Linked DNA regions of Homo sapiens: region 2 is linked to region 1. Evidence: read pairs that join two places in POLR2A ChIA-PET (ENCODE). Cell type or tissue: PC-9. All regions are shown on one strand. Each heading gives the region's core, and the rest is flanking DNA. Links, peaks and the distances in the headings are about the cores only. Region 1 has its middle 4.6 kb from the start of DLEC1. Region 2 holds the start of LOC124906354 (small nucleolar RNA U13).

Region 1 (5,376 bases), core at 261-5,260:
TTTCTGGCATCTCACTCTCCTGACCATGCCCAGTCTTCTATGTCTGTGTGAGGATGGATGGGGTGATGGAGCTTCTGGGATCACTGGAGACAGGGAAGAGAGACCTAGTGTTGGCACCAGTGCCTGCCTCAAGCCACTTCACTTGGTCTCTCCACCACTACTTTCTCTGGAGGCCTGAGGAGGGGGTATTATCACCCAAGAATGCCAACGTTCAGGATGGTCAGGCTCCAAGCGTGCTTCAGGGCTGGCCCTTTCCAGTCCCTCCCCCATGAAATGCAAACCTAGCCCAGCTTGGGTAGGTGAGGTGAATGGGGTTTATTCTGCCCCCTCCCTGTCTTTAGAGCCTCTGCTCCAGGATATGGGGTGAAGGGGCTGTTTAAATCTTGACTTTGCAGCTTCCTGCTGTTAAGACTTTGGAAAAGTGACTTCGCTTCTCTGAGCTCCTCAATCAGGAGCTATAATCATCCTTAGAACTGGCAGAAGTAATGGATGGCAAGTACAGGGCACAAATAAGTACCTGCTAGAAGGCCACCAGAATCCCATATTCCCACAGCCATCCTCTGCCTGGCCTCCTCTACAGATCCAGGTGGCCAGAGCCCAACCTGAGGCTGTTGGTCTGAGGTCATGCCCCTGCTGCTTTTGAGGGCTGCAAAACCCCCATAGGAGCTCCCTCCAGAGGGTCATGGGCCCAAGTCCAGATGCATCAGGAGGAAAAGTGAAGGCTGCTCCTCCCAAGGGAGCAGCTGTGGCAAAGTGAGAGTCCTCAGGTCATGCAGGGTCAGATCCTCAGGTCCTGACCTTGCAGGGATCCAGGATGCCATAGTGAACTATGAGGCTGCTGGACCTGCTGGTAGTCCCAGGACAGTATGGGATTATTTGGGGTTACTATTCTATAATTATATTTGTGGGATTTTATTGTGTATTCATTTGTGAATGTAACTGTGATGTTTATTTCACTGTGGACTGAGTCCCAATGCTCACCTCCACCCCAGAGGCAGAATACAGTGCTTGGCATGGGGAACAGACAGGAAACTTGCCCTCAGACCCTTATCTGAAGGAGGAGGCAGAGGGTAACTCACCTGAAGGAGGAAACACACTTATGGGATGTGTGAACTGAAGAGACCCACATTTGAAAACTGTTCTGCTATGTCACTTATTCAACAAATATTTATTGAGCAGCTACTGTGTAGTGGGCACTGTTCTAGAGGCTTGGGAGTCATCTGTGAACAAAACACATCAAAAACCCCTGCCCTCCTGGAGCCCAAATTCTAATGGAAAGAAAAGAGACATTTTAACAAATGTAAGAAATGAATTGTACAGGATATTAGCAGATAATAAGTAAAATGAAAAAAGTGGGTTAAAGCAGTTCAGGAATGGGATAGGGTTAATTTTTTTTTTTTTTTTTTTTTTGAGATGGAGTCTCGCTCTGTTGCCCAGGCTGGAGTGCAGTGGTGTGATCTCAGCTCACTGCAGTCTCTGCCCCCCAGGTTCGAGTGATTCTCCTGAGTAGCTGGGATTGCAGGTGTGTGGCACCACGCCCAGCTAATTTTTGTATTTTGAATAGAGACGGGTTTTACCATGTTGGCTGGGGTGCTCTTGAACTCTTGACCCTAAGCGATCCACCTCACCTGACAGAATTAAATTTTAAAAGGGTTGATCAGGCTGGATTTTATGGGAAAGGTGACAGTCAAGCAAAGCCTTGACAGAAGTGAGGGACTGAGACATTTAGAGATATCTGGGCAGAAGATTCCAGGCACAGGAAATACACCCTGAAGCAGGAGGGTGTTGGTATGTTGGAGGATGAGCAAGGAGGACAAGGCCAATGTGGCTGGAGCTAAGAGAGCAAGAGAACGGGGAAGTGGGGCGGGCTGATCATGGGAGGAGAAAGAGAGGTAACCGGGACCAAGTCCTGTTGGGCCTTGTAATAATTCACCTTTTATGACTGGGCACGGTGGCTCACGCCTGTAATCCCAACACTTTGGGAGGCTGAGGCCGGTGGATCACCTGAGGTCAGGAGTTCAAGACCAGGCTGGCCAACATGGCGAAACCCTGTCTCTACTAAAAATACACACACACACACACACACACAAAATTAGCTGGGAGTGGTGGTGGGTGCCTGTAATCCCAGCTACTTGGGAGGCTGAGGCAGGAGAATTACTTGAACCCAGGAGGAGGAGGTTGCAGTGAGCTGAGATTGCTCCATTGCACTCCAGCCTGGGCGACGGAGCAAGACTCTGTCTCAAACAACAACAACAACAACAAAAAAGAATACAACTTGGCTGGGTGCAGTGGCTCACACCTGTAATTCCAGCACTTTGGGAGGTTGAGGTGGGTGGATTGCCTGAGGTTGGAAGTTCAAGACCAGCCTGACTAACATGGTGAAACCCCGTCTCTACTAAAAATACAAAATTAGCCGGCCGTGGTGGCACATGCCTGTAATCCCAGCTACGTGGGAGGCTGAGGCAGGGGAATCGCTTGAACCCAGGAGACGGAGGTTGCGGTGAGCCGAGATTGCGCCATTGTACTCCAGCCTGGGCAACAAAAGCAAAACTCTGTCTCAAAAAAAAAAAAAAATTCAACTTTTACTCTGGGCGAAATTGGGAGCACTTGCAAGGCTTCAAGCCAGGGAGGGGCATGATCTGACTAATGTAAAAGAATCCTCTGAGTGCTGGAAGTCACCACGGAGGGACAAGGGCTGAAGCAAGAGCCCAGTGAGGAGACTCTTGTAATACCCAATTCCGGTGGGAGTGGATGGTGGTTCAGACCTTGGAGGTAGGAGTTGAGTGTGGAAATTGATAGGATTCCAGATATATTTTGAAGGCAGAGTCAACAGGAATTACAGGTGGGGGCTGTGAGAGAAAGAGAGGAGTCAAGGATGACTCCAAATTTTGGGCCTGGACAACTAAAGAATGGAGCTCCCATTAACTGAAATGGGGAAGGCTGAGGAGGAGCAGGCACTCTATTTCGGACATATTAAGTTTGAGGTGCCATCCAGATGTCAAGAACATGATGGATGTACAAGTCTGGAGTTTGGGAGGGAGATGTGAGCTAGGGATAAAAACTGGGATATGGTTCAAAACATGTTTAAAATGTCCATGAACTCTCACATTTTGCAAATGGGATTATATTCTGGTATAATCTTTTTGGAGGGCATTTTGGCAGTATCTCAGCTATTAAAATGTGCACACCTTTGGCCAAGCACTTCTATGATATTATCCCACAGAAACATTGTACGGCTATGCAAAGTATGCACAAACATGAACAAGGTTGCTCATTACAGCATTATTTATAGGAGCAAAAAAGAAAAAAGTAGTTCTCCATGAGTTGCCATAGGACATAATAAGTGAAAAATACAAATGGCAGGACAATATCCATGTATAACATTATTTCACTTGTGTTATTAATTTTTTTTTTTTTTTGAGACAGAGTCAAACTCTGTCACCTAGGCTGTAGTGCAGTGGCGCTATCTCAGCTCACTACAACCTCTGCCTCCCGGGTTCAAGCAATTCTTGTGTCTCAGCTTCCCAAGTAGCTGGGATTATAGGCATGTGACACCATGCGTGGCTAATTTTTGTATTTTTAGTAGTGACAGTGTTCATCATGTTGGCCAGGCTGGTCTTGGACTCCTGGCCTCAAGCAATCCACCTGCTCATCCTTCTAAAGTGCTGGGATTACAGGCATAAGCCACCATGCACGGCCTGTTTTTAAATAATTTTTTAAATGTCTTGACAGATAACAGTGTTCGTGCAGGCAGAAAAAACAGCTGAAAGTAAGCAGAAATATTCTAATAATTTGGGGGAAAGGACTGAGAAGAAGACACTTCCTTTTTATTATTTATGTACTATTTGAATTTGTTTTTATACACAGGTGTCCAAACTTTTGGCTTCCCTGGACCACACTAGAAGAAGAATTGTCTTGGGCCACACATCAAATACGCTAACACTAACAGCGATAAGCTTAAAAAAAAAAAGGTCCATGCATAATGTTCATTATATACATCACCACAGATAAGCAAAAATTTCTTTGCAATCAAAAAGTTGGACATCTGACTGGGCGCAGTGGCTCACGCCTGTAATCCCAACACTTTGGGAGGCTGAGGCGGGCAGATCATGAGGTCAGGAGTTCAAGACCAGCCTGGCCAACATGGTGAAACCCTGTCTCTACTAAAAATACAAAAATTAGCCGGGCGTGGTGGCACATGGCTGTAATCCCAGCTACTCAGGAGGCTGAGGCAGGAGAATCGCTTGAACCTGAGAGGGGGAGGTTGCGGTGAGCCAAGATTGCAATACTGCACTCCAGCCTGGGGGACAGGGCAAGACTCCAACTCAAAAAAAAAAAAAAAAAGTTGGACATCCATGAAACTATGAAATGTATTTAAAAGTTAAAAAAAAAAAAAAAAGGCCAAACGCCAGGTGCAGTGGCTCATGCCTGTAATCCCAACATTTTAGGAGGTGAAGGCAGGAGGATTGCTTGAATCCAGGTGTTTGAGACCAGCCTCGGCAACTTAGGAAGACCTTGTCTCTACAAATAATTTTAAATATTAGCTGGGCATGGTGGTGCACGACTGTGGTCGCAGCTACTCGGGAGGCTGAGGCAGGGGGATTGCCTGAGCCCAGGAGGTTGAGGCTGCAATGAGCTGTGATCATACTCCTGCACCCCAGCCTGGGTGATAGAGTGAGAGCCTGTTTCAAAAAGAAAAAAGCAGTGAAAAAAAAAATTTAAAGGCCAAAAATTTGTGTGGGAACCCAGAGATATACAAACAAACAAGAATGTAGTCAATAGAACGGGTTATAAAATGAAGACAGCAACTCACAAGGAATTCCCTTTGTGCCGATGAAGTCCCCAGGGGAGGGGAGCTGAAGAGTGGTTCCAAAAGTGACCTGAGCCCTGTTACCAGTGCAGGGTCGCAGCCATTCATTTCTCCAGTTAGCCAGGGAGCAAACAGAAATTGAATGCTGGGCATGGTAGAATCAGGGATGAATCCAGTTTATCAAGCAGAGAGATACTGGTAGAACAGGGACCCGAGGGTGGAGATAGGTGATGCACAGAAGAAATAGGGAGGCAGGGAAGAGAGTGTGTCAGTCGGAGGGAATGGGCAGCAGCACCAGAGGCTGCTGAGATGAGGACTGAGGGGGGACTGTTGCCACTGGAGAGACAGGAGGGTTGCTGGTAACCTTAGCCTGGAGCCAGAGGGGGGAGGGGTCATGCAAAGGGAGACCTCTCCCAGGCTAGTCAGACTCTGTGACTGTCTCTGAGGCTGTCTAGAGGCAGGGTGGAGAAGCCAAAAGTAATGGCAAGAGTCCATTGTCCTGTCCTTCCCTATAACAGGGAAGGGGGCCAGAGAGCCTCCACAAGCGGAACTGCTCCTAAATGACA
Region 2 (5,376 bases), core at 167-5,166, 840 kb before region 1:
TATCCATCAGTCCAGCCTCAAAGCCCTGGTGTCCTATTACCAGAAGTATATGGATGAGTTTTCCAAGGAGGAGATCAAAGACAAAGATCAAAGACATCCTCATACAGTACGACCAGATCCTGCTGGTGGCTGACCTCCACCACCACTAATCCAAAAAATTAAGAGACGCTGGTACCCATGCTTGCTACCAGAAATCCTACCAATAAGCCCATCATGAGAATTGGGGTTTACTTGTATAATAAACAATGTTTGAGAGATTTTTAAAAAAACAGAGATGATCCTTTTGTAGTTCATGAGCATGATGATTGGGTGTTCCTGCCCACGTGTGAGATGAGCCACCCTCGAACCTTGTTACCATGTTGACATATTACCTGACTGACGTGAGAAAAACAAAAAAAAAGGAGATTATGTTAAGTGCCTGGGAAATACTCTTCTTACTGAGGAAGAAACACCTGGCCAGTTGTACATACTGGCCAGGAGAGCATTTTCAGTAGAAGTTATTCAAGTGGGTACTATGGACACCATTTGGTATAACTTCCCATCACTCTTGTACACTTTCCTCTGGAAATAGCCCTGCTGCCATGTCTAGACTTCAAGGTTTTGCCTCTCTCTCAATGGCTAATTGCTCTTGAGTGGACACCTTACCCAAGCCAGGAGCAGTGGATTCTGTTGGTGCTCTACCCAGATCTCCTTGACTAGGCAGTGCACCATCCCCCAGCTGCTGTGAATGTTGGCTATGAACACCTCACAGGTGGCTTTGCTATTGAATCATCTTCCCAAAAATGCTTGAGAAAGTATGTTCTCCCCCTCGAGGGAGAGGAACACCATTGCTTCAAAGTGGGATAACTCAGTCATGTCATTCACTCTCCAGGTCCCACCACCGGATCAGGCTGAGGCTAGGCTTGCTTAGCTCTGTCTCCTGTACCACCCTGCTTCCCTCACTCCCTTAATGGATTTCTCCTGAGAGCACTCTCCCCGTACATCACAACAGAATCCCTCTGCCTTTGGGGAACCCAAGCTAAGTCATAGGGCCCATGAGATCCTTTTATCCCAAAGAACCAGAGAGCCTGGGCACACTGAAACAGAATCATATCAATGGCAACACAACCATGAACTCCTGGTGCTCAGTTTCTTCCCTTGCTGAGCTGTGGTTATCCAGCTTTCTTTTTGATTTCATCAAAGCCCACAGGAGCTTCCCAATAATCCTCCTTTTTGTTTAAGTCAGCCAAAGTTTCCTTTTCTTCCCTGAAACCAATATAACCTTAACTAATGTGATGGGTAACCAAGGCCTGACCTAACGTGGCTTTGGAAATATGACCCAATACTTTATGGGACAACCTCAGTTGGAATCCTGAGGGAAAAATTAATTGATTGCCCTTCCTATCCCTAGGCATTAGTAACTAGAAATGTTGCTGGGATCACTCCCTGTCTTTAATCCTCCAGGAATTTGCCTTGCTGGGGAGCTAATTTGTTACTCATGGCTGTTTTCCTGAGACCTTGTGATTCCCTGGAGGCACAGGAGTTAAATTACTTCCACTGGCCGTCACACCCTTGCATCTTTTGTTGTTTCCAGTACTGTCAGGAAGGCTCTAACATCTCTCTGAGCCTTCTTGTTTCTGAAAAATGCTTTTCTTCATCTTTGTATTTCTCTGTGTGTGTATACATGTGGTACATTTGCACACATGTTAGGAAAGTAGAAGGAGGTCGGGGGAAGTCAGAGGAGGAGTGGTCAGATTTCAGATCACTGAACCATGGGTTATAAATAAAGGGTGACACAACACAAGCCTGATTAGTTCCACTCAGAATTGCTCACTGATTCATCAGAAAATTGATCCTTCTGACCTAGACACTCCTCTCTCAATAGTCAAAGGCAGCTTTTGTTTGAGTCAGTAATTGTGCCTCTATAGGAATTTTATGGAGTTTAGCCCAAGAAAACGTTCTATCCAAGCCAAATGTGGGTATGGTAGAATACTATTGAAGATATTAACCTACATTCTCCGATTGGCATGTCCTCCTCTTCTTTCCCTCCATTCAAGCAGCCATGTGGTCTCAGGGAGACATGCCGCAGAGAGAAGAATGAAAAGTTGACAAGTTTTTCTGGCTTGTTTCTAATAATAGATGCCATAAACTGATAGTTCACTGATCTTCGAACACCCACACATGAGTGCCACTGTTTTGGCCCACACAGTACTTTTTTAAAGTATGATGCTGTTCACATGAGGCTCAGCTCTCCAGGTCACCACAGTCCCCAGCATTCCTTATTGTCTGTCACAATTGACATTACCTGCCTGGCCTCTTTCTGTGTGCACTTGATTCTGTGACCCCAGGCTTAAACCCATTAAGGGAGTTTATATTAGGTGCCTAGGAAGCAAACATTCTTTCCTCTTAGGAAGACCCGGAAGATTAAGAGAGGGAAGGTTTCCCTCTTAAGAGGAAAAACCCTAGGGTTATAGTCAATAATGAGCCAGGGCCTCTTCTTTGTATCACAGAGAGTGGAAATTCTGGACTCTCAGGCCCGGAACGCTGGGGTCCAAATGCCTGAGGAGATGGGGGAGTTACGGAAGGAGCAGTACTCCCAAGACAGGATAGAGGCAAAGAGGCACATGTGAGGGTCTCGAGTCACAGTGAGGAAATTCTCCCTGCAGCCACCCATTAAGTCCCCTTCTTTTTCCCACATGATTCATCCACCAAACAGATACTTAGTAAGAGTTCACTGTGTTCACTGTGTGCCAGCAATGAACCAACATTTGTGGGCTTTTCATTATGTAATCTCTCTCTCTCCATCCATCCAGATTCTGAACTATTTCCAAGAAAATGTCACCACTTGCTTTACCTCCTGAGGCACCTTGAATACCCCTTTGCCTTGAATGAGAGAGAGAAAATTGTTTTTCCTTCATTCATATAATTCTGGAATGATAGCTCTGAAAAAGCCATGAGAGCTGATAAAGGCCTCCTATCTCCGAGAAAGAAAAGAAATTAAGAAGATTTGGTATCTTTGGTTCACCACTGTATCCCTAGCAGTGTCTTGAACAATGCCTGACACATAGTAGGTTCTCAGTGTTTATTTGTTGACTGAATGAGCAGCTAAGCAGTTAAGGGCAGAGTGGGTCCCAGTTGCCACATGTCCTCAATCTTTATCCAGGCTCTTTCCCAAACTGCAGGTTAGCAGAGGGAAAGCCAATGTTTTTTTATAAGAGCCTTCTTTTTTTTCTGTTTGTTTTTGTTGTTTGTTTTTAGAGACAGGGTCTCACTCTTTTGCCCAGGCTGGAGTGCAGTGGCATGATCATAGCTTACTGCAGCCTCAAACTCCCGGGCTCAAGCAATCCTTGTGCTGCTAAATTAAAAAAAAATTTATATATATATATACATATATATGTGTATATATGTATATATATATATAATATATATAAATGGAGTCTCACTATGTTGCCCAGGCTGGTCTCAAACTCCTAGCCTCAAGTATTCCTCCCACCTTGGCCTCCCAAAGCACTGGGATTACAGGTGTGAGCCACGGCACACAGCCCCCATAAAGGCTCTTAATAAGAAACTAAGAGGGAAAAAAGAATCGTAACGGGAGATTTAATGGCAGTGACAGTTTTCAGAAGTGTATATGACCATGGTGGAAGTCTAGAAGAACCTGGCCTAATGGAGCCAGTCTTGAGCTGCAATTCTTTTAACTAATTCTCCCAGAACCTCTTGACTTAGTTGCTTTCACTGGAAAATAGGTGTATTCTGGGGGTTAAAAAGTTCTCCAGGGAAAGCTTCCCACTTACCTCACTGTCTTGGTATCCCGCTCTTCCACCCAACATACAAACATGCAGCTGGTCACTCAGCCAGTCCCTAAAACCTGTTAATTGGCCCATAGTTTGGCTCCGAGCAAACCTGTGGACTTAGGAGCCTCAGCTCTTGCCTCCCAGGAGTTTCTCAACTTTGGGGGAAGGTAACATATGTGCTCTGAAGCAAGCACAATGATGGCTATGACAGGCATTTCGCAGCACACGTTTAAATAACAACCCTAGGTGAGGCAGGTCAGTGAGAGGCCATCAATAGGGAAAATAGCAGTGTGAATCTAAGGCTTGAGAGAAGGGAGAGAAGGCTGTGGCCTTAGTGTCCAGCCTGCTCAGCATCCCTTCTCCCCTCTTCTGGTAGCAGCACTTTTTTTTTTTTTTTTTTTTTTGAGGGAAGGTCTCACTCTGTTACCCAGGCTGGAGTGTGGTGGCACGATCTTGGCTGACTGCAACCTCCACCTCCTGGGTTCAAGCGATTCTCGTGTCCCAGCCTCCCAAGTAGCTGGGATTACAGGTGTGCACCACCATTCCTGGCTAATTTTTGTATTTTTAGTAGAGACGGGGTTTTACCATATTGGCCAGGCTGGTCTCAAACTCCTGACATCAAGTAATCTGCCCTCCTTGGCCTCCCAAAGTGCTGGGATTACAGGTTTGAACCACTGCGCCCAGCCTTGTTGCAGCACTGTAATTATCCTTTAAGAAACTGTCCCCAACTAGTTGCATGTGGGTGGACTTGGCGGAACTATGCATTTTTTTTTTTTTTTTTTTTTTTTTTGAGACCGAGTCTCGCTGTCTTCCAGGCTGGAGTGCAGTGCGCGATCTCGGCTCACTGCAAGCTCCGCCTCCCGGGTTCACGCCATTCTCCTGCCTCAGCCTCCAGAGTACCTGGGACTACAGGCGCCGGCCACCACGCCCGGCTAATTTTTTGTATTTTTAGTGCAGACGGGGTTTCACCGTGTTAGCCAGGATGGTCTCGATCTCCTGACCTTGTGATCCACCCGTCTCGGCCTCCCAAAGTGCTGGGATTACAGGCGTGAGCCACCGTGCCTGGCCGGGACTATGAATTAAAGTGCTGTGGTCGATGGGTATGTGTGGCCCAGAGACCCAAACTAGGCCATTCACACTCTCTCTTCCAAGGATTTGAATCTTTTTTTTTTTTTTTTTTTTTGAGACGGTGTCTCGCTCTGTCATCGTCCGGGCTGGAGTGCAGCGGCATGATCTTGGCTCACTGCAACCTCCGCCTCCCGGGTTCGTGATTCTCCTGCCTCAGCCTCCGGAGTAGCTGGGACTACAGGCGCGCGCCCCGACCCTGGCTAATTTTTGTATTTTTAGTAGAGACTGAGTTTTACCATGTTGGCCAGGCTGGTTTCAAACTCCTGACCTCACGTGATCCTCCTGCCTCGGCCTCCCAAAGTGCTGGGATTACAAGCGTGAGCCACCCCACCCGGCCGGGATTTGAATCTTGAGTACAGGAACATAAGGGTGGAAAATCTATCCCGGATGGAAGCTCTCTGAAGGGACCTCCCATTAACTCCTGCTACTTGGACACCTCAGGTCCCCTAACTGCTCTTCCTGGGGCCTGCCGGCT

Evidence for each region. ChIA-PET counts read pairs that join two places held together with the same protein. Peaks named below come from ENCODE experiments on the same cell type or tissue, not always from the same donor. Only the 100,000 strongest peaks of a DNase experiment are listed, where the experiment ranks them.
Region 2: POLR2A ChIA-PET joins it to region 1 with 19 read pairs; 2 of 35 experiments call an interaction of 5 or more read pairs at or near these places.

The regions. Positions count from the first base shown.
Region 1 is chr3:38,031,911-38,037,286 of GRCh38, forward strand. No RefSeq gene overlaps it. Among named protein-coding and RNA genes, the nearest start is that of DLEC1, 4.6 kb to the right of the region's middle. In PC-9, for the core only: no CTCF peak of the experiment used is centred there; no DNase peak of the experiment used is centred there; H3K27ac peaks cover 174 bases.
Region 2 is chr3:37,196,464-37,201,839 of GRCh38, forward strand. The region is part of intron 1 of LOC105377642 (a long non-coding RNA gene); the gene reads left to right. LOC124906354 (small nucleolar RNA U13) reads left to right here and starts at 278; the gene lies at 278-381. It also overlaps the pseudogene RPS16P4. In PC-9, for the core only: no CTCF peak of the experiment used is centred there; no DNase peak of the experiment used is centred there; H3K27ac peaks cover 857 bases.